Linked DNA regions of Homo sapiens: region 2 is linked to region 1. A link is a loop called in an ENCODE intact Hi-C map of the cell type or tissue named here. Cell type or tissue: right lobe of liver. All regions are shown on one strand. Each heading gives the region's core, and the rest is flanking DNA. Links, peaks and the distances in the headings are about the cores only.

The links. A loop is a pair of places that touch in the nucleus more often than their neighbours do. Peaks named below come from ENCODE experiments on the same cell type or tissue, not always from the same donor. Only the 100,000 strongest peaks of a DNase experiment are listed, where the experiment ranks them.
Region 2: it touches region 1 in a loop (2.5-fold over the local background); 39 of 110 quality-filtered maps call a loop at or near these places.

Annotation. Positions count from the first base shown.
Region 1 is chr3:42,064,960-42,079,937 of GRCh38, forward strand. It overlaps a transcript of TRAK1 not described here. Among named protein-coding and RNA genes, the nearest start is that of TRAK1, 19 kb to the right of the region's middle. RefSeq lists enhancers at 5,912-6,623, 7,237-7,366. In right lobe of liver, for the core only: no CTCF peak of the experiment used is centred there; DNase peaks (open chromatin) are centred at 7,252 and 7,322; H3K4me3 peaks cover 1,030 bases; H3K27ac peaks cover 3,493 bases.
Region 2 is chr3:41,997,700-42,012,677 of GRCh38, forward strand. LOC107986077 (a long non-coding RNA gene) reads right to left here. Exons shown (of 2, transcript XR_001740668.2): 2 at 14,319-14,978. Among named protein-coding and RNA genes, the nearest start is that of ULK4, 43 kb to the left of the region's middle. RefSeq lists a silencer at 1,580-1,791. In right lobe of liver, for the core only: no CTCF peak of the experiment used is centred there; no DNase peak of the experiment used is centred there.

The sequences.
Region 1 (14,978 bases), core at 3,609-11,608:
GGAGAATGGCGGGAGGCTGAGGCAGGAGAATGGTGTGAATCCGGGAGGTGGAGCTTACAGTGAGCTGAGGTCGCGCCACTGCACTCCAGCCTGGGTGACAGAGCAAGACTCTGTCTCAAAACAAACAAACAAACAAACAAAAATTAGCTGGGCATGGATGCACACACCTGTAACCCCAGCTACTCTGGAGTCTGAGGCACGAGAACTGTTTGAACCTGGAAGGTGGAGGTTGCAGTGAGCCAAGATTGTGCCACCGCACTCCATCCTGGGCCACAGAGCGAGACTCCCATCTCAAATAAATAAATAAAATAAGATAAATAAAAATACAGATTGAGTATCCCTTTGCCAAAATGCTTGGAACCAGAAGTGTTTTAGATTTCAGATTCTTCTGGAATTAAGAATATTTGCATTATACTTGCGGATTGAACATCCCAGGTTTGAAATTCTGAAATCCAAAATACTTCAATGAGTATTTCCTTTCAACACCATGCCAGTGCTCAAAAGTTTTGGATTTTGGAGCATTTTGGGTTTTGAATTTTCAGATTTGGGGTACTCAGCTTGTGATTATGTTGCGTAAAGGCTATTCAGTTTGATATTAATCAGACAATATCAAACTGAATAGCCTTTACCCAACATAATTGGGCCACAGAATTGTGGAAGTACTGGAATAGTTTTATTTATTTTTTAAGAAACAGGGTCTCATTTTGTTGTGCAGGCTGGAGTGCAGTAGTGCCATCATGACTCACTACAGCCTCGACCTCCTGGGCCCAAGCTATCCTCTCACCTCAGCCTCCCAAGTATCTGGGACTATAGGCGTGTACCACCACACCTGTCTCATTCTTAATTTTTTTATAGAAATGGTGTTCCACTATGTTTCCCAGGCTGGTCTCCAACTCCTGGGCTCAAGTGATCCACTCGCCTCAACCTCCCAAAGTGCTGGGATTATAGGCTTGAGCCACCACACCTGGCTATCTCTTGAATCCTAACTCCATGTTGAGCTTTTAAAGGGTTTTCTTATTCCTTGTGCCAAAAATGCCTTTTCTACCCTTCCAACAGAACAAACCCCTATTAAAGTTTTAGTTGAGGCTGGGTCCAGTGGCTCACGCCTGTGATCCCAGCATTTTGGGAGGCTGAGGCAGGCAAATCACTTGAGGCCAGGAGTTCAAGACTGGCCTGGCCAACATGGCAAAACCCCGTCTCTGCTAAAATTCCAAAGATTAGCCAGGCATGGTGGCACACACCTGTAGCCCCAGCTATTTGGGAGGCTGAGGCACGAGAATCTCTTGATTCTCGGAGGCAAAGGTTACAGTGAGCTGAGATTGTGCCACTGCACTCCAGCCTAGGCAATAGAGTGAGACTCTGTCTCAAAAAAAAGAAAAGTTTTAGTTGTGAAGGGGAAGCTCTGAAGTGTGTTAGAACCCCTAAGTCCATGGAGGGATTCACTTGCTCTGAAATGGGATGGTCATGGAGAGAGAGAGAGAGAGAGCACCCAGCGTGGGAAGGCTGGGTGTGGACATCGACCCCCACCCCCACCCCAAGCAGCAAGGTCATGAGCCGTGCAGAAGTGGGACCTTCCGCCGTTGGTGCTTCTGGAAGTAGTGCCCAGCAAGGACCAGTGAGGAGCTAGTATTCCTTAGCTTAGGCACGGCTCAGTCCTCCCTGCCTACCATGCATGCAGTTTGTAGCCTGTGTGTTTCCTGTTTTCATTTCCTATCTTGCTATTACTTTTATGCATTGGCTTATCACAGCCCACTCACTCTAAGGCCATCTTGCCATCCCATGACATGGTCACTGAAGGCCCAGCTGTCACTGTTTATTCACTTGGTGTGTACATGACTGTTTGGACCCGTTTCCTAGTAACGGCCCTGTTAATTTCAATGAGAAAGGCTAATGGGGTGCCTTTTTCAGGGGCTGGGGGGAGGGATGATGTGCTCCCTTTAGCCCCTCTGTGTCTTTGGTCCTTGACCTCACTGTTTCCTGGGGGATTCTTATACAGAGGCTCTTGGCTTCTTCTCTCAATACCACACATTCCTAATTATTTGTGCTACTTCTTGAGTAATCTTGAGGTCTGCTTTGGATTACTTATCAAAAGTGGCTGATAAAATTTGAGCTGTCGTTTCCCAGATGTGTGTGTTAGTGCTTCGTAGAGAATTTCTTCTTTGTACTCAAGTTGATTTAAGTCTAGAATCTGACTTTTAATTGTGGACCAAGCAAAACCCCCTTGCCTCTCTAGGGATTATTTAGAATTAATAAAATCAAGTACTTTTTCACACGAGCCTGAAGGAATTGTTAACTGAAGGAACTTTTATGTGATACAGTTTGTTCTGAAAATTAGGTATTTAAGGACTTTGTCAATTATGGTTAAGCACATTTTTTATTAAAAAGAACAAGATATGTAGCTAAGTGGCTGTGTCCGGGCTGAGATGTTTCTTCTCACTCGATCCTACAGTGAAGTCAAAATATAGTGACAGATTCAGTTTCCATAGCTGCAGAATCTGTTTTCAAAAACACAAGGCTGTGATTTCACTGTAGTTCAGTGCACATTGAGAAGCTAATATGGAAATAGAAATGAAACTTTTCAAAATACATGCCTTAAAACAAAAACTTCCAGTTCCCCTTTAGTGCTTAGATGAGATTTTTTTTTTTTTCAGGCTTTGTAAGTTTTGCAGATTAATTTCAGAAGTTGACGGCAATGTGATCCTGGTGGACTGTCATTCTGTAGTGTTAGTCAGGAAGCCCCTCACACACTTTCTTCTCATTTCCTAATGCGACAGTTGGTTCAGTGAATATCCATTGTGCTTTATAGGTTGATATTGATATGTTTGTAATTGGCCTATCACGTAGTTAGTTTTTTTTTCTTTTTTGGCAATCACCTTTTTCCATGTGAATTTTCAAAAAATGTATTTATTTATTTAGAAGCAGGATCTTATGGCCAGGCGCAGTGGGTCACTCCTGTAATCCCAGCACTTTGAGAGGCCGAGGCGGGCAGATCATCTGAGGTCAGGAGTTCGAGACCAGCCTTGCCAACATGGTGAAACTCCGTCTCTACAGAAGTACAAAAATTAGCCGGGCGTGATGGTGGGTGCCTGTAATGGGAGGCTGAGGCGGAAGATCCCTTGAACCTGGGAGGCGGAGGTTGCAGTGAGCCAAGATCATAATCACTGCACTCCAGCATGGGCAAGAGAGCGAGACTCTGTCTAAAAAAAAAAAAGAAGAAACAGGATCTTACTCTGCCACCCAGGCTGGAGAGCAGCAGTGGTGTGATCATAGCTCACTGCAGCCTTGAACTCCTAGGCTCAAGCGATCCTTCTACTTTAGCCTTTCAAGTAGCTGGGACTACAGGTGTGCCACCACGTCCAGCTAACTTTTTTTCTTTTTTAATCTTTTGTAGAGACTGAGTTTCACTATGTTGCCCAGGCTGGTCTCGAACTTTTGGCCTTAAATGATCCTTCAGCCTTGGTCTCCCGAAGCACTGTGATTACAGGCATGCCACTGCATGTGGTCCATTAGCTGTAGTTAAGAGAAAAGAGTTGGGTTGGTTATTTTCAGTGCCTTGGGCATAAAGAGTGAATCATTAAGTTCATTTTGCACTCTTTGAGTTTTACCGTGTTCCAGGCACTGAGGACACAACAGTGAACTAAAACAGGTAGAAGTGAGTCTTTAAGGAATGAAATATAATTCGTCTCTACTTGAAATTTGCACATAGTCTGTTTGTAGGACAATACCTATTGAAATAGGGTCTCCATTTCGCCAACAAGTTAACCCTTACTACTTATGGGAAATTACCTCAGTGGTAACTGTAGAGCAGTCATTTATTGAACATTAACTGTATGCTTAGAGTGCATTTTTCTTTACATTATTGTATTAGCTCGTTTAATCCTTGTAACAGCTTCCCATTTTATAGATGAGAAAACTGAGGGTTGTAGGGGTTAACTGATTTTAACTTGGCCAACATCATACAGTGACCTATTCTGACTGTGTCTTTCTGTCCCTACAGGATTTGAACTTATAGTGGAAGTACTTTAGGAAATGCATTTGTGTCTGTGTAGTCATGGTTAGGAAATGTGCTCATGTCAGGCTGTTTAAAAGTTGTGGAGGCTAGGCATGGTGGCTCATGTCTGTAATCCCAGCACTTTGGAAGCTGAGGTGGGTGCATTACTTGAGCACAGGAGTTTGAACAACATAGTGAGACCCTGACTGTGTATATACACACACACACACAATTAGCTGGGCGTGGTGGTGCATGCCTGTAGTCTCAGCTACAGGTGGGAGGATTGCTTTAGCCCGGGAGGTCAAGGCTGCAGTGAGACTTGCTTGTGTCACTTTACTCCAGCCTGGGTGACACAGCAAGACCCTGTCTCAAAAAAAAAAAGAAAAAAGAAAAGTTATGGGTGGGTCGGATGGTGCAGTGGTGCTAAGCTCACTTAGCTGTCAACAGGGGAGGGCTGGGTTTGTCATGTTGGAGGTCAGACAAGTACCTAATAAGGAGGTAACTGAGGACTGTTGGATGTATTTCTCTGGGTGGGGATGGTCTGCCTGTGAAGATGAAATTCTATTGGAAATATTCTTTAATTATATTTTTACATGTCTCACTTTTATTTAAATAGGGATACTATATTCTGTACTTTGTTTTGTGACCTGCAATTTTCCCACTTAATCTATCTCTAGAGCGTCTTTTCTTGGCCACCATGTGATTCTCTGCAGTGTTACTGGAAATGGCGTTGTGGTGAAAAATGTGCAGACATGATATATGGGAGGACCATGCCTTATTTAATCAAAATCAGTATTATTAGACATTTTCATTTTCCAATTTTTAACAGTTATATAACTGCTGAGGAAAGTTACATCTTTGTATGCAGTTATGATTTTTCTTAGAAAATAACTGAAGAAGTGGAATTGCTTTTTTTTTTGAGACAGAATTTTGTTCTGTCACCCAGGCTGGAGTGCAGTGGCGCAGTCTCCCCTCACTGCAACTGCTGCCTCCCGGGTTCAAGCGATTCTCCAGCCTCAGCCTCCCCAGTAGCTGGGATTACAGGTGCCCGCCACCACACCTGGCTAATTTTTGCATTTTTAGTAGAGACAGGGTTTCACCATGTTGGCCAGGCTGGTCTCAAACTCTGGACCTCAGGTGATCTGCCCGCCTTGGCCCCACAAAGGCCGGGATTACAGGTTTAATCCACTGTGCCCAGCCTGGAATTGCTTTTGATTCATGTTCCTGGGTGTGAGTGAGCTTGTTACCTGCACCCTTGTCAGCAGCAATAGTTATTATAATAATTATGAATAATAATAATTATTATAATTATAATAATTATGAATAATAATTATAATTATATTAATTATAAATAATTAATATAATTAATTGCCAGTTTGACAGATAACATGATAGTATCTCATACTTGTTTTATTTTTCATTTCTTTGATCACTAGTGACATTTTTTTTCCTGAAAACTTTTATTACTGAATTTTATTGTTGTTGCTGTTGTTTTGAGACAGGATCTTACTCTGTCACCCAGGCAGGAGTGTGGTGGCGCCATCATGGCTCACGGCAGCCTTGAACTCCTGGGCTAAAGCAATACTCCCATCTCAGCCTCTCAAGTAGCTGGGACCACAGGTGCGCACTGCTGTATCTGGCTAATTTTGTTTATTTTTTGTAGAGATGAGGCCTCACTATGTTGCCCAGGCTGGTCTCCAACTCCTGGGCTCAAGCAATCCTCCTGCCTTGGTCTTCCAAAGTGTTGAGATTACAGGCATGAGTCACCATGCCCAGCACTGAATTGTCTTTAATAAAGATACAGAAGGTGTGGCACAGTAGCTTGTGCCTGCTGGTTCTTTTTATGTCCCAACTGTTTGTTCTGATAAATTTTAAATCTGTAAGTGGTGAAATAAGAATACAGTGAAGTACATTGATGTTTATATTATGCATTTATTAGCATGTTTGCCAGGAGCTATTGTAATAAACAGCCTTGGGTTCAACACCAGCTTCACCTGTTGGTTCTTAGGCCTGTGGGCAAGTTATCTCCAGCCCTAGTTTCCCCATTGGTGACTTGAGGAGGGTGATGTTGTGGGCCTCATGGGCTGCTGTGAGTTTTTGGACAAATAACTCCTTGGGGTAATGCACCCAGGCCTGGCTAAGCACACAGTCACTTTGCAGTAAGTGGCAGCCAATATTGCTCTTTTCCTTGTTGGAGTCATGATTTTTTAAAAGCCAAGTTCCTCCTACGGAGTGAGTGCAGTGAAAGCCAGGACCTAAGGAGGAATCACAAACAGAACTGTTCTCTTCCTCTCCTACCCATGTCCCATATTCCCGGACCTCTTTCTCACTCTAGTTATTTTGTTAACTTTATCCTAGGCTGTGACAGCTTGGCAGCCGCTGTTTTTGGGTGGATAAGGTTCATTCCTAATCCAGGCCTGTTCACTGGGAGGCATGAGGCCCCAGGTGCTTGCCTTCCCATAGATACCCACTCTTGGTAGGGCGTGGTGGCTCATGTCTGTAATCCCAGCACTTTGGGAGGCTGAGGTGGGCTGATCACCCAAGAGCAAGAGTTTGAGACCAGCCTGGCCAACATGGTGAAATCCCGTCTCTACTAAAAATACAAAAATTAGCTGGTTTTGGTGGTGGGCGCCTGTAATTCCAGCTACTTGGGAGGCTGAGGCAGGAGAATTGCTTGATCCTGGGAAATGGAGGTTGCAGTGAGCTGAGATCGCACTATTGCACTCTAGTCTGGATGACAAGCGAAAGTCTGTCTCAAAAAAAAAAAAAAAGATACCCACTCTCTCTCCCCCTTTTCTTTCTCCCCCAGAGACCCCCTGCCATTCAGAGTGATGACACATGCAATGTGGGCTGCAGGCCATCCTGCTTCGGGACATCTAACCCTTCTCAGGCAAAGTTTTCCTCTTCAAAGCAATAGCTTTTCAGCCTGGAGTCTCAGATTTCCAACAGGGATTTGGGATGAGATTACCACTCCTACCACCCTTCCTGGCTTTGGCCAGCCTCCAGAATTCCTCCTGGTGTCCTGAGAATGTGGAGAGAACCCTGCTTCAGGTTCTGATTTTCTGATTGGACGTTACAGTGGGGCATGTAATATCCTGCTGGGATGCCTCTCTGAGAACTGCCTCCATCCTGCCAGCTGCCTGTCAGGCTGGCGTCGTGCCCCTTGGCTGGCAGTATTAAGCGTCCGGAGGCCACTATGTACCCAAAACAGCAAGCCCGTTGGCCTGGTTTGCTGGAGAAGCCCCTTTGCAGAGCAATGTCCTGTGGTCACCATTCCTACACTGGCCTGGGAGTGCTGTCTCTCTCGGGAGTCGCCAGCCAAGTTTTGAATGTCTGACTCAGCTTTTTGGGTCTTTCAGGTGGTGCATCTTCACTGGACCTGGGCCAGCTGGTCTCACTGAACTTGCTTTGTGCCGGAAAGCTCTGCTCGTAAAGGTTCCATTGTAAACGAAGGAGGAGGCCAGCTGTACGCAGGCTCTGCAGCTCAGCCTCTTAGCCTGGTTTCCTGTGGCAGGAGAGGGAGCTATTTATGGCATTTTATAAATCTGCTGCCATCAGCCAGGGAGAGATGCAGACCGTTATGTAAGGCTGTCAGTGTGCAGCTTTTTTTTTTTTCTTTCTCTTTTTCTTCCTCATTTTGGGAGACAGGCGTGAGCTTACAGAAGGCAGCGTGGTTTGGGATTTCTTTTCTCTCAGTTGCAGCAGAATTATTTTTGGAAACGGGGATTTGGTCACATGACAGCAGTTTTCATTCATGAGATGTGGATCGATTAAATGGATTTCTCTTTACTTCATAGGTGTTTACTGAGGGCAGTGCATGTGTTGGGGTGTTTGCTTCTGTCCTAAACAAGGTTTAGAGAAGAGAGAGGGCTGGATTCTGGAACTAAATTGGGTCAGAGTTATTTTTCTCCAGTTGCCTTGAGTTGTGGAATTTTTCTTTGAGTGACCGTTGATTTATTATTTGGGGGGATTCCCTTTTTCCAGGGCCAGAGAAAGGTTTAGCCTTAAAAGTGGCATTTATTTTGTGTTTATCTGTGTGCATATGTGTGTTTGTGTGTTCGTGGGCCTGAGTGTATATGAAATGAGAGCAAGAGAGGACAGACACGCATGACAGCATGCACGTGCAGCCCCCAGTCCACATACAAGTCTGCCCTGAAGTCATTCGAGCAGAATCTGTAACAGGGGCTGCCTGGGGCCCCTAGCTGTTCTGGCTTGTGCTGTTCAGGAGGCCCTGGGGGCTCTCCCAGGAGTTCACAAGAGGCTCTGGCAGTTGTCCTTGACCCTTTGTCATCTCCTTCCCTGCGCCTTTGGTTACCCTGACACTGCTCCGACTTTCTGACTATAGTTGCTGCTGTCGGCTCGTCTAAATCTTTCTTATTCTGTGGGTGGTCACACACACCGTCTTCCAAGATGCTGCTTCCCTTCACAGCATAGTGTAGCAGTAGTTGCAGTTTTCCAGTGATCAGAAATGCTTCCCAGTCCTACATCTACAATTATTTGAGATAAACTTTGATTAAGTCACTTAATCTTTGCCCAAGCCTTTTCCCCAACCCCTGCCTCACAAAATGGGGATGATTCTACGAAGCTCTAGCATATGATTATTGTACGGGCAGGACCTGTGGCCTAGGGCATGTGAAAGCCCATTGTGAGGTGTATAGCATGAGGGTCCTGTGAGGCGGATAACGGCTTCTTGACAGCCTTGCTTTTTTGCTCACCTGGCATTGTTGCTGTAAACCTGCAACTCATCTCCTCATCTCCCACCTGTTCAACTTTTACATGATATTTTCCACTGCGCAGCCACTTGTCCAGTTATTTAAGGAGCTGACCCGGACTGATGGGCGTGCCAGAAAGGTCAAATGAGGTAGGAGAGTGGTAAGATGAAAGACGGGAGGAACAGACCTCTTTGCATGGTTGCCTGTCAGCTGCCCCCAACCCAACTTGACCCCGGAGTTCAGACCCCATCATTGTCCTAGCTGGAGTATGCATATTTCATATATGGACTTGAGCAGTCTCAGCGAGTCTTTGCTTTGAGTTCCTTTGCCCCTGTTACGACAAGAGGGTTGTTTTAAGAGAGAGTGGACAGATGTAGGAGAATGGTCAGTGGTCAAGGATCACATGGAATGTCCGATTCTCCACTGGACCATGAGCTCCTTTAAGAGCAGTGTTACTTAGAGCCATCATAGGGCAAGCAGTGTCTTTGGATCCATTCAAAGCTAGACTCGCATCCTAGGCAATGTTTAGTCTTTGTGTTTCCTCTCTTGTAAAAAGTGGGTGCTGATATTACTTTATAGGTTGTAAGCCTTAAACAGGGTCATGCATGTTAATTACTGAGCATAGTACCAGACCACTGGCCTGTTTTACAATTACAAGAGTGCTGGGGCTGTCGACGCTTTAAAAGAGCACATGTTGGTCTCATCACCTTCTACGCAGGCATCAGTTTGCTCAGAAAAGAAGCTGTAAAATGGCAAGAAAAAGAATTGCCCTGGCTAGAGAACAGGGAGACTGTAGGGCTGGTTGCAGCTTAAGCAAGGCCCTTCATGAGCGAGCTGGCCACAGATGAGAGACAAGGTCTTGGAGTGCCCACCCTGATTCCAAGTGACTGTCTGCAAGTTAGCTAGCTTTCTAGGGTGATTGTTCCTCAGATAGAAACAAAATGTTGAAAACATGCCTTCATTTAATGTTCAGCAGCAAAATGCTTATGATCCCAAGGGTGAGTCTCAGACTAGTTTTTTTTTTTTTTTTCCCAACTTTTATTTAGGTTCAGGTAGTACATGTATAGGTTTATTACATGGGTAAATGGCCTGTCACAGGGGATTGGTGTACAGATAATTTCATCAACTAGGTAATTAGCACTGTACCTAATGGAATGGGTAGTTTTTCAATCCTCACCCTCCTCCTACGCTCCACCTTCAAGTAGGCCCCATCGTCTGGTGTCTGTTGTTCCCTTCTTTGCGTCCATGTGTATTCAGTGTTTAACTTCCACTTACAAATAAGAAAATGTGGTATTTGGTTTTCTGTTCCTGCATTAAATCACTTAGGATAATGGCCTTCAGCTCCATCTATGTTGCTGCAAAGGACATTATTTTGTTCTTTTTTTATGGCTGCGTAGCATTCTGTGGTATATGTCCACATTTTCTTTGACCAGTCCACCACTGATAGCCATCTAGGTTGATTCCATGTCTTTGCTATTGTTTATTATTATTTTAAAAATTTAAAAAAAATTTTAATTAAAGGATGAGGTCTGGCTGGGTGTGGTGGCTCACGCCTATAATCCCAGCTACTCTGGAGGCTGAGGTATGAAAATTGCTTGAACATGGGAAGGGGATGTTGCAGGGAGCTGAGATAGCGCCATTGCACTTCAGCTTGGGTGACAGAGTGAGACTCAGTCTCAAAAAAAAAAAAAAAAAAAAAAAAAAGAATGAGGTATTACTATGTTGCCCAGGCTGGTCTTGAACTCCTGGGCTCAAGTGCTATTGTGAAGAGTGCTGCGATGAAGATACATGTGCTTATGTGTTTATGGTAGAATGATTTCTATTCCTTTGGGTATATGCCCAGTAATGGGATTGTTGCGTTGAATGGTAGTTCTATTTTAAATTCTTTGATAAATCTCCAGACTGCTTTCCACTGAGGCTGACCTAATTTATAATACATTTCTACCAGCAGTGGATAAGCATACCGTTTTCTCCTCAAGCTCACCAGCATCCATTACTTTTTGACTTTTTAATAGCCATTCTGACTAGTGTGAGATGGTGTTTTATTGTGGTTTTGCTTTGCATTTCTCTGATGATTAGTGATGTTGAGCTTTTTTTTCATATGCTTTTTGGCCATGTGTATGTCTTCCTTTGAGAAGTGTCTGTTCATGGCCTTTGCCCATTTTTAAAATTTTTAAAATTTTATTTTTTATTTTTTTGAGACAGAGTCTTGCTCTGTTGCCCAGGCTGGAGTGCAGTGGCACGATCTCGACTCACTGCCACCTCTGCCTCCCAGATTCAAGCAGTTCTCTTGCCTCAGCCTCCCGAGTATCTGGGATTACAGGTGCCCCTCACCACACCCAGCTAATTTTTTATATTTTTAGTAAAGATGGGGTTTCATGATGTTGGCTAGGCTGGTCTCAAACTCCTGACCTCAGGTGATCCACCCGCCTCAGCCTCCCAAAGTGCTGGGATTACAAGCATGTGACTGCACGCAGCCTCCTTTGCGCATTTTTAAACGTTTTTGTTTCTTGTAAATTTGTTTAAGTTCCTCATAGATTTGGGATATTAGACCTTTTTTTTTTTTTTTTTTTTTTTTTTGAGATGGAGTTTCCCTCTTGTTGCTCAGGCTGGAGTGCAATGGTGCGATCTCGGCTCATGGCAACCTCTGCCTTCTGTGTTCATGTGATTCTCCTGCCTCAGCCTCCCGAGTAGCTGGGTTTACAGGTGCTCGCCACCACGCCCAGCTGATTTGCATATTTTTAGTAGAGATGGGGTTTCACCATGTTGGCCAGGCTGGTCTCGAACTTCTGACCTCAGGTGATCCACCCGCCTCGGCTTCCCAAAGTGCTGGGATTACAGGTGAGAGCCACCAGGCCTGGCCAGATATTAGACTTTTATCAGAGGTATAGTTTGCAAAAATTTTCTCCCATTCTGTGGGCTCTCTGTTTATTGATAGTTTCTTTTGCTGTGCAGAAGCTCTTTAGTTTAATTAGATCCCACTTACCAATTTTTGTTTTTTGTTGTAATTGGTTTTAGAGTCTTTGTCATGAAATCTTTGCCAGGGCTCATGTCTAGAATGGCATTTTCTAGGTTTTCTTCTTAAATTTTTATAGTTTTAGCTTTTACATTTTATTCTTTAGTCCATCTTGAGTTGATTTTTTTATGTGGCAGAAGGAAGGGGTCTAGTTCCAATCTTCTGTATATGGATAGCCAGTTATCCCAGCACCATTTATTGAATAGGGAGTCCTTTCCCTATTGCTTGTTATTGTTGGCTTTGTGAAAGATCAGATGGTTGTAGATGTGCAGCTTTACTTCTGGGCTCTGTAACCTGTTCCATTGATTTATGTGTTTGCTTTTATACCAGTACCATGCTGTTTCAGTTACTGTAGCCTTGTAGTATAGTTTGAAATCAGGTAAGTGTGATCCTTCTAGCTTTGTTCTTTTTGCTTATAATTGCTTTGGCTATTTGGGCTTTTTGTTGTTTTTGTTGTTCCAAATGAATTTTAGAATAGTTTTTTTCTAATTATGTGAAGAATATCCTTGGGAGTTTTACAGGAATAACACTGAATCTGTAAATTGCTTTGGGCAGTATGGTTATTTTAATTATATTGATTCTTCCTATCCATGAGCATGGAAAGTGTTTCTTTTTTTCTTTTTACCTCGAGGCAGAGTCTTGCTCTGTCATCCACACTGGAGTGCAGTGGCATGATCTAGGCTCACTGCAACCTCTGCCTCCTGGGTTCAAGCAATTCTTTTGCCTCAGCCTCCCAAGTAGCTGGGATTACAGATGTGTGCCACCATGCCCAGCTAATTTTTGTATTTTTAGCAGAGACAGCGTTTCACCATGTTGGCCAGGCTGGCCTTGAACTCCTGACCTCAAGTGACCCACCCACTTTGGCCTCCCGAAGTGTTGGGATACAGGCGTGAGCCACCATGCCTGGACTGTTTTTCCATTTGTTTGTGTCATCTCTGATTTCTTTCAGCAATGTTTCATAATTCTCATTGTAGAGATCTTTCACCTCCCTGGTTAGCTGTATTCCTAGGTATTTTGTTCTTTTTGTGGCTATTGTGAATGGGACTGAGTTCTTAATTTGGCTTTCAACTTGGACATTATTGGCGTATAGAAATGATACTGATTTTTGTACATTGATTTTGTGTCCTGAAACTTTACTGAGAGTATTTGTCAGAACTAGGAGCCTTTGGACAGAGACTGTGGGGTGTTCTAAGTATAGAATGTTATTGTCTGTGAAGAGAGAGAGCGTCTCAGACTTTTATCCAGTTTCAGACCTACCATCCCAGGCCTGGCAGCCACCCACTTTCGTTGTGTCTACTTCTTCCGCAGTTTGACAAGTGGGTGGTGGCACCACGTTTTGTAGACGAAAGAAATTTCAGAACTTGGCCAGAGGCTGCTGTCAGTAGGTAATGGTTGAGGTGGGACTAAATCCAGGCCTGTCTGGTATGTTAGATCTAAATCTGACCTTCTGGGGCAAAGGGTCTGAGTGGCTGTGAGGTGACTCTGGTTTGCCTTCCCACTAAGCTGGGGTAACATGGGGGCTCCAGAGACAGTTTATGCCTTCAGAATCAAAGGCCCCTGTGGGAGGCAAATCTAAACTCATCCCCTCAAGATTTCTACCCACTAGTTATTCAGTCAAGCACGGATCTAGATACTTCTGTAAAGGGACTGTGCCGTGCAGATGGAATTAGAACTATTAATCCCTTGACCTTAAGATAGGGAGATTGTCCTGGATGATCTAAGTGGGCACCGTGTTTTGAGCCTGTAAAAACAGAAAAGGAAGGCAGAAGAGGAGGTTAGAAAGATGAGGCAGAGGCCAGGCACGGTGGCTTATGCCTGTAATCCCAGCACTTTGGGAGGCTGAGGCAGGCGGATCATGAGGTCAGGAGATCGAGACCATCCTGGCTAACACAGTGAAACCCCATCTCTACTAAAAATACAAAAAATTAGCCGGGTGTGGTGGCGGGTGCCTGTAGTCCCAGCTACTCGGGAGCCTGAGGCAGGAGAATGGTGTGAACCTGGGAGGCGGAGCTTGCAGTGAGCCAAGATCAGGCCCCTGCACTCCAGCCTGGGAGACAGAGGGAGATTCCATCTCAAAAAAAAAAAAAAAAAAAAGAAAGAAAGAAAGAAAGAAAGATGAGGCAGAAGGGGAAGTCATGGAATTCCAAGTGTGAAAAGGATTCCATATGCTGTCATTGGCTCTGGAATGTGGGTGGGAGCCACTTGCAAAATCTGGAGAGAAGCCTCCAGGAGCTCATGGAAAGCATAAGGAACACAGGAACAAAGGCTAGTGCCCAGCTGACGGCCAGCAGGAAACAGGGACTTCAGTCCTACAACCACAAGGAACTGAATTAGACCGGCAACCTGAATAAGTGTGGATATCAGTTCTTTCCCAGAGCCCCCAGTAATGGACTCACACCTGTGACACCTTGATTGGAGCCTGTTGAGATGCATGCTGGATTTCCAATATATGGAACTGTGATCGGATAAATGGCTATTATTTCAAGCCACTCAATTTGTGGTAATTTGTTACAGTAGTAATAGAACACTGACATAATCCCGGAGAACAATTAGTCCCTTTTTGAAAACTTTTGCCATACTTGGACCTGCTTGTTTAGAATTGCTGAGTAAAATCCCTTGGTATATCAGATGCCTCTGCCCAGAAAGAGGAAACCTTGAAAGCTCAGGTACCTGGCTGGCCATGGAGGGGATCACCCAGGACTAGCTTCTCCTTGTCACCTTTTGGGCTTCAACCTGGTGCTCTGGTTCTCATTTTCTCCTTACAATCTCTGAGTTTGTCGTGAAGGAAGCTCCTTCTTCTTTTTTTTTTTTTTTTGTTTTGAGATAGAGTCTTGCTGTCTTGCCCAGGCTGGAGTACAATGGTGCAGTCTCGGCTTACTGCAACCTCTGCCTTCGGGTTCAAGCAATTCTCCTGCCTCAACCTCCCGAGTAGCTGGGACTACAGGCGCTCACCACCATGCCTGGCAATTTTTTTGTATCTTTAGTAGAGATGGGGTTTTGCCATGTAGGTCAGGCTGGTCTCAAACTCCTGACCTCAGGTGATCCGCCCTCCTCGGCCTCCTAAAGTGCTAGGATTACAGGCGTGAGCCACTGCGCCCTGCTGGAAGCTCCTTTTTTTTTGTTGTTTTTTTAACCCCTTGCAAAATCAGTGATTTATTGTTTACAAAGGGCAGCTCTGTCTGCTCGTGATCTCCTACTGGAAGTTACCTGTGTGTGGGTGAGAATAGTTTCACAATCATTGCACCAGGGAGTGGAGAAG
Region 2 (14,978 bases), core at 2,587-10,586, 68 kb before region 1:
TCATTTCTTTGGGGCTTATTTATATCTAAGGCCCAGTCAGAGCAACAGGAATCTATTCATATGGGTCGACTGCATGATTTTGTTAAATGTGTTAAATTTAGTAACACCAGGAGGAAAACATTCTACTAGCTAGTGCTGAGCAGTGCATGGTTGTTACTTTTGTTTTCTTCTCACAGTACTTGCAGCACAGAAACAGCTGACCCTGCCACTCCTCACCTCATCGCCCAATGTGGCATCATCACAGTGTCTAAGAAGTTTCCTTGGAGGATCTGTGCTTACTTTAACAGTTGCCAACACATAGGCCTTGTGCTAAACTCTGACCAAATGCAAAACAGTAACAGTAAGAGAAGTGTCTTAGTTTGGGTTCCCCCTAAAGTAGCCCCTGAGATATGCAATTTATCTGGAAGTGATCCCAGGAAACACCGGCAGGGGGACAGAGAATTGAGACAGGAAAGGAAGGTAGCTGCTGATGAAGGGTGCTTTATCAAGCAAAAATAACTGGAGCCCAATCACTTGAAGGAAGTCTGGAAGCCAGCAGAGAACGTACACTGCCCGAAGAGACAAAGGAACAGGGACTTCTGGAAGATCTTCAATTCCCCATAACTTCCAACCCACTGCATCGAGCAGAGCAGGCTTCAGTAGCCAGAGGATTAGGACAGCATGCTGGCAGCTGGTGCTGGCTCCACTACAGCTGTAAGGCTGTGGGGGATATGGGCAGAGCCCCAGCACTGTCCCCTACAATAGGTTTTTCCCAGTTCTTATCAAATAATTCTTTCAGATGTCATAACATGGTGTGATAATTCTTGTACCTTGCCTGACCATATGTAGTGGCATCTTCTTTTGGTAACAGGCCCTAAACTTTAGTCCCAACAGCCATGACCCAGCTGGGCCAATCATAAAATCTCATGCTTCCAAGTGAAACATAAAGTGAGCTAAAACCATAATCTTGTAATTTGAACTGATAAAGCTTTTTCTTTACAAAACATTTTCAGAATAACATAAAATAAATTGAATAAAAGTAGATATTTTGGCCAGGCGTGGTGGCTCACACCTGTAATCCCAGCACTTTGGGAGGCCGAGGCAGGTGGATCACCTGAGGTCAGGAGTTCGAGCCAGACTAACCAACAGGGTGAAACCCCATCTCTACTAAAAATACAAAAAATTAGCTGGGTGTGGTGGCAGGTGCCTGTAATCCCAGCTACTCAGGAAGCTGAGGCACGAGAATTGCTTGAACCCAGAGGCAGAAGTTGCAGTGAGCCGAAATTGCACCACTGCACTCCAGCCTGGGCGACAGAGTGAAACTCCATCTCAAAATATATATATATATATATATATATATATATATATATATATATATATATATATATATAAAATATATAAAATATAAAAAAATACTCTGTCTCAAAAAACAAACAAACTGCTGTGTTGTGGCATGACATTTTAGGTTTTATTTATTTTTTTAAGACAGAGTCTTTCTCTGTCACCCAAGCTGGAGTGCAGTGTCACATTTTGGCTCACTGCAACCTCTGCCTCCCAGGTTCAAGCAAATCTTATGCTTCAGTCTCTTGAATAACTGGGATTACAGGGGCTCACCGCTGCACCTGGCTAATTTTTGTATTTTTAGTAGAGACGGGGTTTCACCATGTTGCCCAGGCTGGTCTTGAACTCCTGGCCTCAAGTGATCCACCCACCTTGGCCTCCCAAACAGCTGGGATTATAGGCATGAGCCACCGCGCCAGCAGGTTTACTTATTTTTTATTTCAGTTTTGTCCACCCTAACAAATATACTCCCTGATGCCCACCCTTGAACTTCCATGGACTCTGGGCTTGGGTCAAGATTGCTCAGGGGAAAACAAAACAAAACATAGAAAGAGAGAGCTAGAAGCATGTTGCTACACTTAAAATATCAGTTACCAGAAACTCAGAAAGGCATACAAATTTGGAAAGATTTAAATAAGAGCAACTAAAGAATTAAAATAGCAGAGGTATTTTTCCATGAGGATAAACTGTGACTAATTCTCTTTAGCTTGGGGCTGAGCATGGTGGCTCATGCCTGTAATCCCAACACTTTGGGAGGCCAAGGTGGGAGGATCCCTTGGGTTCTAGAGTTCAAGAGCAGCTTGGACAACACAGTGAGACCCCCGTCTCTACAAAAATTTCTTTTAATTAGCCAGATGTGGTGGCACACGCCTGTAGTCCCAGCTACTCAGGAGGCTGAAGTGGGAGGATTGCTTGAGTCCAGGTGTTCTAGGTTACAGTAGACTACAATTGTGCTTCTTCTGCACACCAACTTGGGTGACAGGGCAAGACCCAGTCTCAAACAAAAAAAAAAAGAAAAAAGAAAAAAAAATACTCTTTAGTAGCTTAGGAAGAGGATTAGATGAGCTCAAAGTCCATAAAAGCTGAGATTTAGCTGGTGTCAACATACCATAAACGGAAAGTAGTATGGGACACCCATTACCCCAAGAATATTATTGTATAACTTGAATACAAATAGGATCTAGCAAGGTTTTGATAGGTGGTCACTTTATAATGGGTTGTGAAAGGGAAGTTAAGGAGGTTCAGGAAATATTCTCAAGATCTTTTAACTTTGATATGAGAAATGAGAATTACTACACTCTCCACATCCAACAAAACAGTAAAATGTTAATCAATGAAGGTATTCCAAGTCATATGGATCTTTGGTTAGATCCTGAAGGTTTGATCCAATCAACAAATATTTATTGAGCAACTACTATGTTCTAGACGTTGTGCTGAGAATACATCTGAGAATAAGACTACCTTGTGAATTAAGAGGGTTTAAGAAAATAAATAATATAATATATTAAAATGTGCTAAATTTTAAAAAAGACAGAGCAGGGTAAGGGGCATTGAGAGTGCCGGGGGAAAATAAGTGGCAGTATTAATGAGATGGTTCAAGGAGGCCTCATTGGTGAGCCATGTGGCTCATGCCTATCATCCCAGCACTTTGGGGGACCAGGAGGGAGGATGACTTGAGGCCAGGAGTTTGAGACCATCCTAGGCAATATAGCGAGACCTTGTCTCTACAAAAATGAAAATAAAAAATTAGCCAGAACGATGATGTGCATCTATAGTCCCAGCTACTCAGGAGGCTGGGGCAGGAGAATTGTTTGAGCCCAGGAGTTCGAGGTTGCAGACAGCTATGATCATCCCACTGCATTCCAGCCTGGGTGACAGAACAAGACCCCTGTCTTAAAAAAAAAAAAAATAAGTCTTATTGAGATGAGGAGAAGAGCCATAAGGATAAGTAGAGGAAGAACAATCCAGGCAAAGGAAATGGCCAGTGCAAAAGTTCTGAGGTGACAGTGTCTCTGGCATGTTCAAGGAACAGCAAGGAGACTATTTTTCCTGTGAAGTTAGTGAGTTGGAGAGAAGAGGAAAATGAAGTCAGTGGGATGAGGGGAGTAGACGGTGTAGGTCTTGTGGGCCATGGTAGAGACTTTTTTTTCTTGAGACAGGGTTTCACTCTGTCACCCAGGCTGGAGTGCAGTGTAACAAACACGGTTCAGTGCAGCCTCAACCTCCTGAGCTCAAGCAGTTTTCCCATCTCAGCCTCCCAAGTAGCTGGGACTACAGGTGTGCACCACCACTCCTGGCCCTGTAAAAACTTTTGCTTACATTCTGGGAGGAATGGGGAACAATTGGAGGGTTTTGAACGGAGGAGAGCCACGATGTGACTCACATTTTACAAGATCATTGGCTACTGCATTGAAAAATGGACTGAGGTAGGGCAGGGGCAGAGGGCAGGTGAACAAGTAAGAATTTAGGAGGTTCTTGCAGGAATGCAGGAGAAATGATGGTGGTTTGGACTAGGATGGAGGCAGTGAAGGCAGTAAGAAGTAGGTTCTGGATTATATTTTGAAGGTAGAACCAACAGGTTTTCCTGATAAATTGGATGTGGGGTGAAAAAAAAGGGAGAAGTCAGAGATAAATATAAGGTTTCTGCCTGGACAATTGAAATCTAGGAAACTGTGGAATAGTAGAATTTTTAGAAGTCCAGCAGCTCAGTTTTGGGCATAATAAGGTAGAGATGCCTATTAGACATCCAAATGCCAGTGTCAAGTAGGAAGTTTGTTTACATGAGTCTGGAGTTCAGAGGGAAAGTCTGGACTGGAAGTATAAACTTGGAGTTATCTATGTGTAGATGGTGTTTAAAGCCTTGAGATTAGATGAGATCACTAAGGAGTGAGTGTAGAGTGCAGTTTCCTAGAATCCAAGTAAAGAAAGTGTTCCAAGAAGAAAGATGACAAAAGTTGTGTCAAATGTGGCTGAGAGGTCAAGTAAAAGGAGAACTGATAATGGACCCTAAATGTAGCAATGTGGAGGTCAATGGTGACCTTGACTGGGTGGAGTAGTCTCAGTGGAATGGGTTTCAGGAAAAAATGGACAGAATTGAGACAGTGACGATAAGCAATTCTTTCAAATAGCTTTGTTATGAAGGATGACAAAAAACAGGGTGGCATCTAGAGGTGGAAGTAAAGTCAAGAGAGTTTTTTTCTTCTATTCAAGATGGAAGAAATATAGGGCAGGCATGGTGGCTCAAGTCTGTAATCCCAGCACTTTGGGAGGCTGAGGCTGGTGGATCACTTGTGGCCAGAAGTTCGAGACCAGCCTGGCCAACACAGTGAAACCCCATCCCTACCAAAAAATACAAAAATTTGCCTGGTGTGGTGGCAGGCACCAACTACTTGGGAGGCTGAGGCAGGAGAATCACTTGAACCCAGGAGGCGGAGGTTGCAGTGTCATGCCGCTACATTCCAGCCTGCGTGACAGAGTAAGAGTCTGTCTCAAAAAAAAAAAAAAAAAAAGACAGAAGAAATAACTATGTTTGTATGCTGGTGAGAATGCCCCAGTAGAGAGGAAAAAAACTGATGATGGAGGAAGGAGGGGAGAAAATTGTAATGATATACCCAAGCAGGTATATTAGTTTTCTAGGGCCACCATAACAGATTGCCACAAATTTGGTGGCTTAAAACAACAAAAACTTACTCTCTCAGAATTCTAGAAGCCAGAAATCTGAACTCAAGATGTTAGCAGAGATGTACTCCCTCTGTAGGCTCTAGGGGAAAATTTTTTCCTTGCCTCTTCTGGCTTCTGGCAGCTGCTGGCATTCCTTGGCTTGTGGATGCATCTCTCTCTTTTCTGCCTTCACATTGGCTTCTCCTCTGTGTGCGTTCTACTCTTCTGTCTGTTTTAAATCTCCTTCTGCTTTTCTCTTACTAGGACACTGTCATTGGATTTAGGGCCTCCCCAGGTAACCTAGGATGATCTCATCTCAAGATCATTAACTTAATGACAGGTGTGGTGGCTCACACCCGTAATCTCAGAACTTTGGGAAGCTAAGGTGGGCGGGTCACCTGAGGTCAGCAGTTTGAGACCAGCCTGGCCAACATGGTGAAACCCCATCTCTACTACTAAAAATACAAAAATTAGCCAGATGTTGGTGGCAGGCGCCTGTAATTCCAGCTACTCTGGAGACTGAGGCAGGAGAATCGCTTGAACCTGGGAGGCAGAGGTTGCAGTGGGCCGAGATCGTGCCACTGTATTCCAGCCTGGGTGACAGAGTGAGACTTCATTCCCCCCGCAAAAAAAAAAATTTAATGACATCTGCAAATCCCCTTTTCCCAAATAAGGTCACATTCATAGGTTCTGGATATTAGGACCTGAAATACATTTTGGGGGACCACCATTCACCCTAATGCAGTAGGTGAGAAGGAATGGGGTCTACTTCACACGGGAGGAGTCGGCTTTTGATGGGAGCAGGGATAATTCATCACTAATTTCAGTAGGGTGAATAGATGATTTGGTCCCAGTCACAACTAGGTGGGTAGACATAGTGGTGGGAGCTTGTAGAAGTTTTTTTGGGCTGGGCATGGTGGCTCACGCCTGTAATCCCAGCACTTTGGGAGTCCAAGCAGGGTGGATCACCTGAGGTCGGGAGTTCGAGACCAGTGTGACTAACATGGAGAAACCTTGTCTCTACTAAAAATACAAAAAAAATTATCCAGGCGTGGTGGCACATGCTTGTAATCCCAGCTACTCGGGAGGCTGAGGCAGGAAAATCGCTTGAACCTGGGAGGTGGAGATTGCGGTGAGCCGAGATCGCGCCATTGCACTCCAGCCTGGGCAACAAGAGCAAAACTCCGTCAAACAAACAAACAAAAAACAAGTTCGTTTGATTCCTTCCATTTCCTCAGTGAGATAAGAAACAAAGTCACCATCTGACAGTGAAGATGGGGAGGGAGTTGCTAGAACTTGGATATGAAAAGAAAAAATGTGTTGTAGTTTTCATGAAGAGTGGGAGAATGACTGGATTAGAGAGTTATTAATTGTTCAGCAGCAGTAAAGCTCACCTGAGATTCATGGTCATAATTTTTTTTTTTTTTTCTGAGACAGAGTCTCACTCTGTTGCCCAGGCTGGAGTGCAGTGGTGCAATCTCAGCTCACTGCAACCTCCATCTCCTGGGTTCAAGTGATTCTCCTGCCTCAGCCTCCCGAGTAGCTGGGACTACAGGCATGTGCCACCACACCCAGCTAATTTTTGTATTTTTAGTAGAGAGGGGGTTTCACCATGTTGATGAGGCTGGTTTTGAACTCCTGACCTAAAGTGATCCACCTGCCTCGGCCTCCCAAAGTGCTGGGATTACAGGTGTGAGCCACTGCACCTGGCCTAAAACAGGTAGATTTTATTTGCAATCCAGATTTCTGACTTCTTTTGAAAATCTAGGAGATAAGACAACATTGGGTTTGCATTTAGACATCGGAACAATTGTTAGAGCTCAGAGGTGGCTACCCAATAAAGACAGAGAAAGCCAGGTGTGGTGGCTCATGCCTGTAATCCCAGCACTTTGGGAGGCCGAGATGGGTGGATCACAAGGTCAGGAGATCAAGACCATCCTGGCTAACACGGTGAAACCCCATCTACACTAAAAATACAAAAAATTAGCCTGTAGTCCCAGCTACTAGGGAGGCTGAGGCAGGAGAATGGCGTGAACCTGGGAGGTGGAGCTTGCAGTTTGCCAAGATCGCGCCACTGCACTCCAGCTTGGGCGACAGAGCAAGACTCTGTCTCAAAAAAAAAAAAAAAAAAAGTGTGGTGGAGCAGATGGCTAAAGAGATGGATGGGGGCCAGTGAAGAATACTGTTCCCTGAGTGAAAGTTTGGGCTATACCCCTAGGTCACTAGGGCGTTGTTGAAGAGTTTACAGCACAAGAATGATAGCATCTGGTTTGTCTGAGGAAAGTAGATGGATTCAAGGCAAAAGACCAGATGCTGTAAAGAAGTTATTGTTATTAATTCATGGTTTTTCTTATGTCTAAAAAATCCATGCACAATAAGTCTGGTTTATAAACACAAGTCTTCATGTCTTTTTTTTTTTTTTTTTTGAGACAGGGTCTGGCGCTGTCACCCAGCCTGGAGTGTAGTGGCGCAATCTCGGCTCACTGCAACCTCTGCCTCCCAGGCTCAAGCTGTCTTTCCACCTCAGCTTCCTGAGTAGCTGGGACTAAAGGTGCATGTCACCATGCCCAACTAATTTTTTTGTATTTTTTAGTAGAGACGGGGTTTTTCCATGTTGCCCAGGCTGGTCTCGAACTCCTGAGCTCAAGCAATCCACCTGCCACAGCCTCCCAAAGTGGTGGGATTACAGGCTTGAGCCACCATGCCCAGCCCCTCATGTCTTAATCCTAGAATTCTTTTCCCGTGCCATTCCTCTCCTCTTCATTCTTCCCATTACCCAAGACTGAGGTTGACTCTCTTTTACTTCGCAGAGACAAAAGCAAAGTGTTTAATCAGTCATATGGGGCTAGCAGCCTGACTTTTTCAATAGTTTATGACTGTATACGTTAATTCACTTATCCAAGGGTCAGTTTCCTTATCTATAAACTGCAGATAATAGCTGTCTCATAGAGTTGCTGTCAGAATGAAGGAACTGATGTTACTAAAGCACTTAGCACATGGCTGGGTGCAGTGGCTCACACCTGTAATCCTAGCACTTTGGAGGCCAAGGCAAGAGTATCACCTGAGGTCAAGAGCTCGAGACCAGCCTGGCAAACATGGCAAAACTCCATTTCTACTAAAAATACAAAAATTAGCTGGGCATGGTGGCGCACACACGCCTGTAGTCCCAGCTACTCAGGAGGCTGAGGCAAGAGGATTGCTTGAACCCTGGAGGCCGAGGTTGCAGTAAGCTGAGATCTTGCCACTGCACTCTGGCCTGGGTGATAGAATAAGACTCTGTCTCAAAAATAAATAAATAAATAAAATAAAAATTAAAAAAATAAAGCACTTAGTGCAGTGCTACTTAGCACAGTGCTTGGTGCAAACTGTGCTCAATAAATGTGAGATTAAAATCTGGCATAAAATATTCTATGATGGCTGGGCACGGTGGCTCCTAGCTATAATCCCAGCACTTTGGGAGGCAAAGGTAGAGGATCACGAGGCCAGAAGTTCAAAACCAGCCTGTGCAACATAGTGAGACATGTGCCCCCTAATCTCTACCCCCCCTCAAAAAAAATTAACTGGGCTTGGTGGCATGCACCTGTAGTCTCAGCTACCTGGGAGGATGAGGCAGTAAGATCGCTTGAGCCCAGGAGTTTGAGGCTGCAGTGAGTGATCATAGCACCACTGTACTCCAGCCTGGGTGCCAGAGCAAGACACCATCTCTAAGAAAAAAAAAAGGGGGGTGGCAGCGCAGTGAGCGAGACACCGTCTCTAAGAAAAAAAAAAGGGGGAGCCGAATGTTGTGGCTCATGCCTGTAATCCCAGCACTTTGGGAGGCTGAGGTGGGCGGATCACTTGAGGCCAGGAGTTCGAGACCAGCCTGGCCAACATGGTGAGACCCCCATCGCTACTAAAAATACAAAAATTAGCCGGGCACGGTGGCATGTGCCTGTAATCCAAGCTACTCGGGAGGCTGAGGCAGGAGAATTGCTTGAACCCGGGAGGTGGAGGTTGCAGTGAACTGAGATCGTACCACTGCACTCTAGCCTGGGCAATAGAGCAAGACCCTGTCTCAAAAAAAAAAAAAAAAAAAAGAGATTTCAGGATAATGTGCATGTGGATGAAACATAATTGGACTCTGCTCTCCTTCTGAAATGGTGACAGGTTCAAGCTCTTTTCTTAGAGTATGTATGTGTTTGGGGTGATTATAGATGAATACCCCACAATCATGTGGGGTGCTCTCAGTTCAATTCAAGCTGATACTTTGTTTGTTGTAATTGTTCCATTTCCTACACATGTAATAATAGAAAACATTTTTCCCCTTTCCCTCACACACTAATTGTAAGATTGTCTGAGAGTTTTTTTTTTTTTCTTTTAGACAGGGTCTTGCTCTGTCGCCCAGGCTGGAATGTAGTGGTGCAATCATGGCTCACTGAAGCCTCTACTTCCCATGCTCAAGCAATCCTCCCACCTCAGCCTCCTGAGTAGCTGGGACCACAGGCATGCACCACCACACCTAGCCAATTAAAAAAAATTGTAGAGACAAGGTCACCCTATGTTGCCCAGGCTAGAAATATTGATTTTGTTTGTTTTGTTTGGTTTGGTTTGGTTTTTGAGAAGGAGTCTCACTCTGTCGCCCAGGCTGGAGTGCAGTGGCACGATCTTGGCTCACTGCAAGCTCCGCCTCCCGTGTTCACGCCATTCTCCTGCCTCAGCCTCCCGAGTAGCTGGGACTACAGGTGCCCGCCACCACGCCTGGCTAATTTTTTGTATTTTTGGTAGAGACAGGTTTCACCGTGTTAGCCAGGATGGTCTGGATCTCCTGACCTCGTGATCCGCCCGCCTCGGCCTCCCAAAGTGCTGGGATTACAGGCGTGAGCCACCGCACCCGGCCTAGAAATATTGGTTTTAATTAACCTTCAGCTATGGAACCCGATAGTCTACCAATTGCCATTTTTGAACCCATTTATGTTACAGTGGGTTTTAGCATATTCCTGAAGAATTACTGGTGGCAGTAGTGGTGGTAGAGGAGATGCTGTGGCAGCTGACCCTTCTGTGCTGGTCTTGATGTGGTCTGGTATTCACACCCTCCACAGCCAGCAGTGTGGAGGTTTTTGATTATCCACTTGAGTTCATCCTCCACACAGCGGCTAGAAGGAGGTTTTTAGAAAGTGAATGTGACCATGTCAGTCTTACCTAAAACTCTTTACTCCTTACCAGAACCATGAAGTCTCATTGCCTGGCTTTTCCCTGAAACCCCACCATGGCTCCAGCCATCGAGGGCCTTTCCCACTTCTGGGTCTGATCTTGCCCCTCCACTTTGCATGGTTGGTTCCTGTTCCTCCTTTGGGTCTCAGCTTAAGTGTTAGCGCCTTAGATCTTCCTCAACCAACTGATTTATCATAAACCCCCTTCTTATCCTACTTACAGCACCTGCATCTTTTTCTTCATAGCACTTTTCACAAACTATTTTTTTTTTGTTTGTTTTTTTGAGACAGAGTCTCACTCTGCCACCCAGGCTGAAGTGCAGTGGTGCGATCTTGGCTCAATGCAATCTCTACCTCCCGGGTTCAAATGATCCTCTCACCTCAGCCTCCCGAGTAGCTGGGATTACAGACGCACACCACCACGCCTGGCTAATTTTTGTATTTTTAGTAGAGACAGGGGTTTCACCATGTTGGTCAGGCTGATCTCAAACTCCTGACCTCAAGTGATCTGCCTGCCTTGGCCTCCCAAAGTGCTGGGATTACAGGCGTGAGCCACCATGCCTGGCCTTCACAAACTAATTAAATATGTATATGTGTATCACATTATCTGACTCCTCTCCTGGACAGAAAGGTCCATTAGGGCTAGGAATATACCCGTTTTTTTTTTCTTTTTTGACACTGGGTATCCTTCTGTCACCCAGGCTGGAATGCAGTGGCACAATCATGGCTCACTGCAGCCTAGACCTCCTGGGATCAAGCAGTCCTCCCACCTCAGGCTCCAAAGTAGCTGGGACCACAGGCACATGTCACTATCCCTGACTAGTTTTTTGATTTTTTTGTAGAGACAGGGCCTCCCTATTTTGCCCAGGCTGAGGAATGCATCTGTTTTACCCACTACTCTATCACCCTAGCCTAGTCCAACAGACACAGGCTGGGCATGGCGGTGCACTCCTGTAATCCCAGCGCTTTGGGAATCTCAGGTGGGAGAATTGCTTGAGCTCAGGAGTTGGAGACCAGCCTGAGCAACACAGCAAGACCTCGTCTCTAAAAAAAATAAAAACAAAAACCAAAAAAAATAGACACACACGCAAAACTGTCAATATATGACTTATGGATCTACTTTTTACAGTATTTCATTCATTCTTTTTTTTTTTTTTGAGATGGAGTCTCGCTCTGTCGCCCAGGCTGGAGTGCAGTGGTGCGATCTTGACTCATTGCAACCTCCGTCTCCCTGGTTCAAGAGCTTTTCCTGCCTTGGCCTCCCGAGTAGCTGGAACTACAGGCATGTGCCACCACTCCCAGCTAATTTGTTTTGTATTTTTAGTAGAGACGGGGTTTCACCATGTTAACCAGGTCGGTCTGGAACTCCGGACCTTAGGTGATCTGCCCGACTCGGACTCCCACAGTGCTAGGATTACAGGTGTGAGCCACCTCGTCCCGCCCTTTTTTTTTTTTCTTTTTGTTTTTCTTTTTTTTCTGAGACAGAGTCTCGTTCTGTCGCCCAGGCTGGAGTGCAACTGCATGATCTCTGCTCACTGCAACCTCTGCCTCCTGGGTTCAAATGATTCTCCTGCCTCAGCCTCCCAAGTAGCTGGGATTACAGACATGCACCACCATGCCAGCTAATTTTGTATTTTTAGTAGAAACGGGGTTTCACCCTGTTGGCCAGGCTGGTCTTCAACAGAAGTTGAAGTGATCCTCCTCAAGTGATCTGCCTGCCTTGGCCTCCCAAAATGCTGGGATTACAGGCATGAGCCACCGCACCCAGACATTCTTTCTGTATCTATTGACGGGGCATCTATGAGTCAGGCACTGTTGTTGGTGCTGGGACTGCAGCAATGAATAAAGCTGGTGTCAGGCATCTTTTATATATGTCCCATGTTGTATCTTAGTTAGCTTTTTTTGCTCAGCATCTACTTTTTTTTTTTTTTTTGAGACAAGAGTTTTGCTCTGTTGCTCAGGCTGCAGTGCCATCGTTCAGTTATAGTTCACTGCAGTCTTGAGTTCAGGGGTTCATGCAATCCTCCTGCTTCAGCCTCTTGAGTAACTGGAACTACAGGCATATACCTTCATACTTCCATAGCCAATTTTTAAATTTTTCTTTTGTAGAGATGGGGTCTTGCTATGTTGCTTAGGCTGGCCTTGAACTCTGAGGCTCAAGTGATCCACCCACCTTGGCCTCCCAAAATGCTGAGATTACAGGTGTGAGCCACCACTCCTGAACTCAGCATCAAGTTGGCCAATGGGAGATAGGAACTGGTGGCTAAATATTTCCTCCTCTGTCTTACATTCTGCGCAGTTCCTCAGGGGGCCTCAGTGGGACTAAGCTCCAGTTGTTTACAGAAATTTTATATCCTTCAATAGGCTTTCTTTCTTTCCTGTTTCATTCTTTCTGGTCCCAATTTCTTTTTCTACCCATATCCTACGGGATCATTTTCCAGAAGAAAGTATCTGCCCATGAGTCCTTCTCCAATGTTGCTTTTGGGGGGAACCCCAGCTAATATAGCTAGCCTTTTAATTGCTTTTGTTGGGTCACTTTCAACATTTCCACCTTGGGTCCCTGGATGCATTCTGGGTTCCTAATGGGTAGGGATCAGATATTCTATTTTGTATTTTCCCACAGTTACTAACGAGGGCCTGGCAAATGCAAGTAAACATAGATTAATTTCGATTTGATTCAACAAAAGGAAAGAATACAGTGGCTATCTGTGGCTCAAGGGAAGCCAGTTGCCTCTGTTGCAGCTACTTCTGCCTCATGCTGGATGAAGGGAGGACTTACCAGGGCAATTACTGTTTTCCTTTCTTGTATCCATTCTGCTTCCCTCCCAGGTTCCTGTTCCACTGGCTTCCAGCAGCAGCAGGTCAGCAGCTGCTCCAAGTAGTTCATCAGCTCAGTCAGGCCCAGAACTGGGGCTGTCACTGGGGCCCCGCCTGCCATCTGCTTCCTCCAAGCTGAGAGTAGGAGAGGAAAACTGGTCCCTACTCCTCAGGGGCAGAATCCACATGCCTGTCATCTGGCACTACAGAACAAATCAGGGACTCCAAAGAATGAATGACTTCAAAATTTTCTACCAGCCTTAACTGAATCTCATAGATATAGGGAGTGACAGACAGCTGGTAAAGGTGTAAAGAAAGTAGAACATATTTGGCAGACAAGCAGTAGTTAACGGGTCTACCGCTAATTTGATGCTCCTGTGGACACACACTACTTTTCTGCCCACAGTTTCCAGAAAATGAGTAGGTTGGACTAGATGATCTCAAAGAACCCCCAGCTCTAGGATTGTTAAATTACAGAACTGGAAGGAATCTGATCGGTCAGTTATACTTCAAATAGTCTAATTTTTTTTTTTTCTTGAAAGCCTTCACTGTTGGTAACAGCACCATGTCTATTCTAGATCCACTATGAGAGCTCCAGCATATCTGCTCTGGCATGCTCCCTGATGGGCATGCCCATTTACATACAGTTTTTTTGTAATTAAAAATGATTTTTTTTGTAATTAAAAATTGCATTGAGATAATGGTAGATTCACATTCATTTCTAAGAAATAATATATTTGGGCCAGGTGCGGTGGCTCATGCCTGTAATCCCAGCACTTTGGGAGGCTGGGGCAGGTGGATCACCTGAGGTCAGGAGCTCGAGACCAGCCTGACCAACATGGTGAAACCCCATCCCTACTAAAAATGCAAAAATTAGCCAGGCATGGTGGTGCACGCCTGTAATCCCAGCTACTCAGGAGGCTGAGGCAGGAGAATTCCCTGAACCTGGGAGGTGGAGGTTGCAGTGAACTGAGATTGTGCCATTGCACTCCAGGCTGGGCAACAAGAGCAAAACTCCGTCTTGGGAAAAAAAAAATACACACACACACACACATATATATATTTGGCCTAGTTTCCCCCAATGACAACATTTGCAAAACCTTAATATGATATCATAACTAGGATATTGACATTGATACAATTTACCTATCTTATTCAGATTTTCCCAGTTTTACTTGTACTCATTTGTGTGTATATTAAGTTCTAGATAATTTTATCACCTGTACTACCATACTCAAGATGTTTAACAGTTCCAAATTCACAAGGATCCCTTGTGTTGCCCTTTTATATCATACCTGCTTTCTTTCCACCTTACTTCATTCCCCAACTTGATGGATTTTTCCAAATCTTTTTATTTGGAAATAAGTTCAAACTTACAGAAATGTTCAAGTACACTCTATATGCTGATTCACTGATAATATGCACCTTACCTTTATTGCCCACTTGGCTTTATCATTTTTTCCTATCAAGATTTTTTTTCCCCTGAATCATTTGAAGGTAAGCTGCATACATTATGACCTTTACCCTTTCAAGATACTTTAGTGTGTATTTCCCAAGAATTAGATATTCTTGTACATAATTACAGTGGAAGTTATCAACATCAGTACATTTAACATTGATCCAATACTTTAATCTCTTACATGGATTCTGATTTTGTCAGCTGGAATGTCCGTGATGTATTTCCCCTCCTCTAGCACAGGATGCAGTCTAGGATCAGGCATGGCATTTAGCTGCCCTGACTCTTTTGCACCCTTTAATCTGGAACATTTCCCAAGCTTTCTTTTGATTTTAATGACCTTGACATTTTTGAATAATACAGACCCTTCCTCTTTTTAATAGATGTTCCTCATTTTGGGTTTGTCCGATGTTTCACTATCATGATTCAGGTTATGCATTGTCCCCAGGAATACTGCATAGCTGATGTGGACATGATATCCATCTGCTCTCATTGGTGATGTAAATTTTGATCACCTGGTTAAGATGCTGTCTGCC